Linked DNA regions of Homo sapiens: region 1 is linked to region 2. A link is an interaction called in ENCODE POLR2A ChIA-PET data of the cell type or tissue named here. Cell type or tissue: CD4-positive, alpha-beta T cell. All regions are shown on one strand. Links, peaks and the distances in the headings refer to the core of each region. The heading gives the core; the rest is flanking DNA. Region 1 has its middle 37 kb from the start of ARRDC2. Region 2 overlaps MAST3 (microtubule associated serine/threonine kinase 3).

Region 1 (2,900 bases), core at 290-2,789, 65 kb before region 2:
TCTCAAAACAAAACAAAAAGACAAGTTACAAATTAGGGGAAGATATGTGCAATATACTCAATGGATGGAGGAATACTGTCAAACATATATAAAGAATTCCTATAATGAACACCACAAAGAACACAGAGTAGGAATTCACGAAGGAGGAAGCACAAGTGGCAAAGAGATGATCAACATTTACTGAGGATCAGGAAGATGCAAATTAAAACACCAGGTAGATGCCATTTGATTGGCAAAAGCTACAAAATCCACCAATACCAAGTGATTCCCCAAGATGTATTCATGAGAAACTCACAAATGGCTGTGGGAGGGTGCATGCTGCTGACACTTGGGAAAAACCTCTGGAGTTTCCAAGTGTCTCTGAGTCCACAACCCACATGCTCCAGAAATCCGCAAAGAGAAATACCTTCCTGCTCCTGGCCAGAGTGCCGGAGGTAAGCACTACCCTCTCAGACCTGGAGGACCTGCAGGAGGACAGGTGAGTTTTTACTTGGGGTTGGAGAGGGGGCTGTGTAAGTTTCCTGGGGCTAATGTAACAAATTTGCACAACCTGGGGGGCTCCAGACAACAGAAATTTATTCTCTCCCAGTTTTGGAGAGAAGTCTGAAATCAAGATAATTGCCTGGGTTGATTCTTTCCAGTGGTTTGAGATGTTTAAATGAGCTAATACCTGGTACACACTAAACACTTAGTACCAGTGTACTGGGAGAATAATAAAATGCAGGAATACAGCAAAGCATAAAATAAGCATTGATTGTTGATTGGATGAGTGATTAAGACTAAGTGAAGGGCCAGGTGCTGTGGCTGATGCCTATAATCCCAGCACTTTTGGAGGCCGAGGAGAGCGGTTCAGCTGAGGTCAGGGGTTCGAGACCAGCCTGGCCAACATGGCAAAACCCCATCTCTACCAAAAATACAAAAATTAGCTGGGCGTAGTGGCGCATGCCTGTAATCCCAGCTACTCAGGAGGCTGAGGCAGGAGAATTGCTTGAACCCTGGGAGGCGGAGGTTGCAGTGAGCCGAGATCACGCCACTGCACTCCGGCCTGGGTGATGGAGTGAGATTGTTTCAAAAAAAATAAAATAAAATAAAAAATAAGTGGAGGCTGGGCGCAGTGGTTCATGTCTGTAATCCTGGCACTTTGGGAGGCTGAGGCAGGCAGATCACTTGAGGTAAGGAATTTGAGACCAGCCTGGGCAACATGGTGAAACCCTGTCTCTACTAAAAATACAAAAATTAGCCAAGCGTGGTGGCGTGTGCCTGTAGTCCTAGCTACTTTGGAGGCTGAGGCTGCAGTGAGTTTGAACCTGGGAGGCAGAGGTTGCAGTGAGCTGAGATCGCGCCACTGTACTCCAGCCTGAGCGACAGAGCAAGACTCTTCTCAAAAAAAAAAAAAAAAAAGACTAAGTGGAGATGAGGGTTCAGTGCACCCCCATCTCCTGGCCCTGCTGCCCATGAGCCAGACCCTGAGCTGACAGATTGGTGCCCATTTCCTCTTATGGATTGATACGGGGCTCTTACCTCTGGGTTTGCTCAGCCCAGCAGCAGGCAGTCAGAGCCAGAAGTTGTTTGCAAACCGAAACCGGTCTGCGGCTTGGGCCACCTACTTGTGAAACCAGCTGTCGCTGTTTTTCCTCCCTGTGAGAAAGTCCCCCAGTAAAGCTGCGCGGGGGAGGAGAAGGAGGGTGGAGGAGGGCCGAGTAGCTTCCTGGGAGACCTTGGGGTGTGGAGGCGCTGCTCTGGACTTTGGTTTGCCCATCTGCAACTGGGCACCATGGGGAAAGGGGATTGCAGGCTCCTGGCTGGGGAGTTTGGATTTGGGGATGCTGGACAAGTGACTTCACCTCTCTGAGCCTCAGTTTCCTTATCTGTGAACTAGTGAGAAACACATGGCCACCAGAGCTGCTGCAAAGGGGCATGTCCCTCTCTTCATTCAGGCCTTGGCCCCAAATGTCGCCTATTCCAGGAAGCCCTCCAGGACTGCCTGATCAGGAAACACCCTCCCTCTGCTGCATCTGGTCATGTATTCTACTTTATTCATCACACTTTTCAACACCTGATTCCACATTACAGATGCATCGCTTCAGGTGCATAATGTCCTCTGGGTCCCACCTTTGTCCCCAGACCATGAGTCCTACAAGGGCAAGATTGCTCTCAGTTGTCCCCGGCTGTGTCCCCAGACCACAGCCCAGGGCCTAAAGCACAGCAGGCATCTGGGGAAACATTTCTTTTTATCAGCATAAGATTATTATCTGTGAGCACACTCATTAAGCCCCGGCTGTGTACAGGAGCCAGCGACACCACCATGAATGAGATACAAATTCTTTTTTTTTTCTTTCTTTTTTTTTTTTTAGACGGAGTCTCATTCTGTTGCCCAAGCTGGAGTGCAGTGTGGCACAATCTCAGCTCACTGCAACCTCCACCTCCCAGGCTCAGGTGATTCTCCCGCCTCAGCCTCCCAAGTAGCTGGGATTGGTAGCTGGGACTACAGGCTCCCACCACCACACAGTTAATTTTTGTATTTTTCAGCAGAGATGAGATTTCACCATGTTGGCCAGGCTGGTCTTGAACTCCTGACCTCAAGTGATTCGCTCACCTCAGCCTCCCAAAGTGCTGGGATTATAGGCATGAGTCACCGCGCCTGGCAGAGATACAAATTCCTGATGGCAGAGGAGGGAGAGAGAGTGTGGGTGACGATGACAATTGAACTGAGACCCAAAGGAGGTAGGGGAGACATATGGGCGTCTCTGGGAAGATGGTCCCCGGGAAAGCACAGCCTTTAGACAGGCCCCGAGGCAGGAGCCTGTCTGACTCACCGGAGGAGCTTGGAGGAGGCTGAGGTGGCCTAAGTCGATTAAGCAGGGTGGGGAGGGAAGAGGCGATGGTGCCGTGAGACCAAG
Region 2 (2,900 bases), core at 114-2,613:
TAGGTTACCATTTTTTATCCCCAAATCTTAGAGAACATTATTGTTCAATGCTTTCATTCATTTACAGATGAAAGAAACCAAAGGCCGGGGTGGGGAGGGGTTTTCCTTGAGCTAGTGGTCTGGAAGTGTGTGACTGTGGACACCCCATCTTTGGGAGCTGCTTTTGCCTGAGTTGGGGGTGGGAATCACTCAATGAACATTTTTTTGAGCACCTGCTGTACACTGGGCCCTGCTGAAGCCAGAGGGGATACAGACAATTCAATCTCAGAGCAATGGTTGAAGTTTTGTACTCAGGAGAGAGCTCAACCAGAGAAAGAGACAGAGGTGCTGGGGGTGGCTTTATCCTGAAGATCTGGGGCCTCTTGGAGGAAGTGACCTTTGAGCTTAGATCTGGAAGAAGAGGAGGAGCTGGCAGCGGGGAAGTCTGGGGAGAATGGCATTCCAAGCAGCAGGAACAGCTTGGGCAAAGTTTCTGGGGTGCCAGTATGCTTGGCGTTAGAAGAACAGCATGAAGACAAGGGTAGCTGAGTGGAGTGAGTGGAGATGAGGTGGCAGGACAGAAGGAGGAGGTCCTGGGAATGGGGTCAGAGTGGCCCCCAATCCCAGGCCATCTGCTTCTGTTCCAGTGGGGATGATACAGTTGGTGGGGAGGTGCTTGAAGGCCCCAGTGGTTGGGGGTTGCTGGGGGACTGGGACATTGCCCCGAGAGCCGGCACTGTTTCCAGCCTTGGCCCAAGCTGTGGGCAGAGTGTTGGACCGTGAATCAATGAGGACTGCCGAGGGCAAAGTCCTGGACCTTGGGGCAGGACAGAGCCAAAGACTCCACAAGGGATGTCCACTCCCTGCCACCTTCCCTGTGCCCCACTGGGTCCACCGGGGCCTCAAGAGGGCCAGAGTGAGACACAGACACCCCCAGACCGTGGGGTTTGCGCTGAGAGGGAGGAAGGACAGAGCTGGCGGCGCCTGGTGCTGGTGGGGGTGCAGGTACAGCTTGGCGGAGGAGGGGCTGGTGGGGTTGGGATCGTATATGGGTGAGGGGGCGACCTTCCTGGCAGAGGAAACAGCTGGAAGCCAGGGACTGGAGGTGTGGTCAGAGCCTCTAGTGTGCGCGGGGATGCGGAGACCCGAGCGGGTTAGGACCTCAGTGCTGAGCAGCTGGCCGGGATGCGGGGTTGGGGAGTTGGGGCGGACTGCGCTCAGATCCCGGCTCCCAGAGAGCCCCAGGGCCGGGGCGAGGGCAGAGGCCGGGCCGGGGCGGGGAGAGGCGGGGTCAGGCCATGGAGCAATCGCGCGGACCGCGGAGCCAGTGACCGCCCTTCCCTTCCGGGGCGCAGCTCGGGGGCTCCCAAGCCGGCGGCCTCGGCGTCCCTGCGGCAGACAGGGCGGCACCCGCGGCTCCCCTTTCCCGCTGCGCGACCCTCGCTGCCGGGCCGGGCCTGCGCGCAGGTGCGGAGCTGCGATCCCCGCCCCGAGGCGGAGCCAGCCCGGCCCCCAGCGGCCCAGCCCCCGCGTCTAGTCTGCCGCACCAGCCAGGCGTCTGTCCCTGCGTCCGTGTGTCCGTCCGTCGGTCCGCTCGCGCCACGATCAGGGCTTCCGGGGGCCAACAAGGGGGCGTCGGTACCCCGCCGCACAGAGGCGGCCTCTGCCTCGGCATGAAGTCCCGCAGGGACAAGCTGCACATCCCGGCGCTGACCCTCGAGTGAGTGTTGGGCAGGGCGGGGGTATGCGGGGTGCAGGGAGGACAGGATGACAACTACCCTCCCCCCACGTCTCTGTTCGTGTCGCCCAGAAACGCACCGCCGCCTCCGGGGAGCCCTCCCGGGCCATCGGTCTGGCCCCGCCCTCACGTCCTGAGCTGAACCCAGAATCCCCGGTCTTGGGCCCCTACTCCCTGAGGGAACCGCAGCCGCCATCCGGAGATCCGGATTCGGCCACACGAAGGGGCGGCCGCCAGGTTCACCGTCCCCGGCCTCTTTCTTTGCAGTCTGTCTCCGAGCAGCCAGAGCCCGTCCCTGCTGGGTCCCAGCAGCCCCTGCAGCCCCTGTAGCCCCTCCTTGGGCCTGCACCCCTGGAGGTAAGTGACAGCGCGTGTGGGCGGGGCGCAGACATCGCCCTGGCACCCCAGAGCCTTGGAAACCCTCCAGACTCATCGGTCTCCTCAAGATACTGCAGGTTGGTGACATCACCTCTCTGGGCCTCAGTTTACCCCTCCACATAATGGCACTGCGATACGTTCTAGGGGCTTAATGGGAAAATTCCATTTTTAGCCAGGCCAGCATCTGACAGGTGGCCAAGGAAAGGGAAGAACTTAAGCTGTTGCCCAAGGACTTCGCCAAGACAGGTGCCGGATTCCCAAGCGGCTCAGGGCACTCCCTGCTGAATTGGCCTGGACTCCTGGGTGGTGACCTCAGGGAGAAAGCTCCTCCCTCTAAAACACACGCACACCCAAGGCTGAGAGGCCACCAACGAGAGCCCTGTGAATTGAGATTAACCAAAGTGGCGCCGGGAGAAAAGAACCAGGGTGACTGAGCGCTCCCTAACCCTTTCCTGATCCCTACTTCCCAGTTAAGAAAACTGAGGCTCAGAGAGGAGATGCCAGTTTTCCTGATTCAGTCCATCCCCCGGGGGCCAAGCATCAGGGACAGCTTTGCTACCAGGTCTGTTGAGGGTTCTACTGGCCAGTTGGTTGACTCTGTGACTGGCCAGGTTTCAGGACAGGAAGGAGTTTTGTGAGCTCCTCTCATGGTTTGGGCAAAAGTTTAGGGAGGGACAGATGTGAGGTCAATGGTGTCTGTTAGAGTTATGTGGCCCATCAACCATTTACACTTTAGTATGAATGAGCTGCTTAACTCTTTCCACAGACTTTTTTTTTTTTTTTTTTTTTTGAGGCAGAGTCTTGT

What was found. ChIA-PET counts read pairs that join two places held together with the same protein. Peaks named below come from ENCODE experiments on the same cell type or tissue, not always from the same donor. Only the 100,000 strongest peaks of a DNase experiment are listed, where the experiment ranks them.
Region 1: POLR2A ChIA-PET joins it to region 2 with 10 read pairs; 5 of 35 experiments call an interaction of 5 or more read pairs at or near these places.

What each region holds. Positions count from the first base shown.
Region 1 is chr19:18,043,561-18,046,460 of GRCh38, forward strand. No RefSeq gene overlaps it. Among named protein-coding and RNA genes, the nearest start is that of ARRDC2, 37 kb to the left of the region's middle. In CD4-positive, alpha-beta T cell, for the core only: no CTCF peak of the experiment used is centred there; a DNase peak (open chromatin) is centred at 1,601; H3K4me3 peaks cover 1,098 bases; H3K27ac peaks cover 1,716 bases.
Region 2 is chr19:18,108,668-18,111,567 of GRCh38, forward strand. MAST3 (microtubule associated serine/threonine kinase 3) reads left to right here. Exons shown (of 28, transcript NM_001393504.1): 3 at 1,985-2,074. Among named protein-coding and RNA genes, the nearest start is that of MAST3, 12 kb to the left of the region's middle. RefSeq lists a silencer at 1,210-1,519 and enhancers at 1,448-2,017, 1,550-1,599, 1,860-2,039. In CD4-positive, alpha-beta T cell, for the core only: no CTCF peak of the experiment used is centred there; DNase peaks (open chromatin) are centred at 1,414 and 1,824; H3K4me3 peaks cover 1,348 bases; H3K27ac peaks cover 387 bases.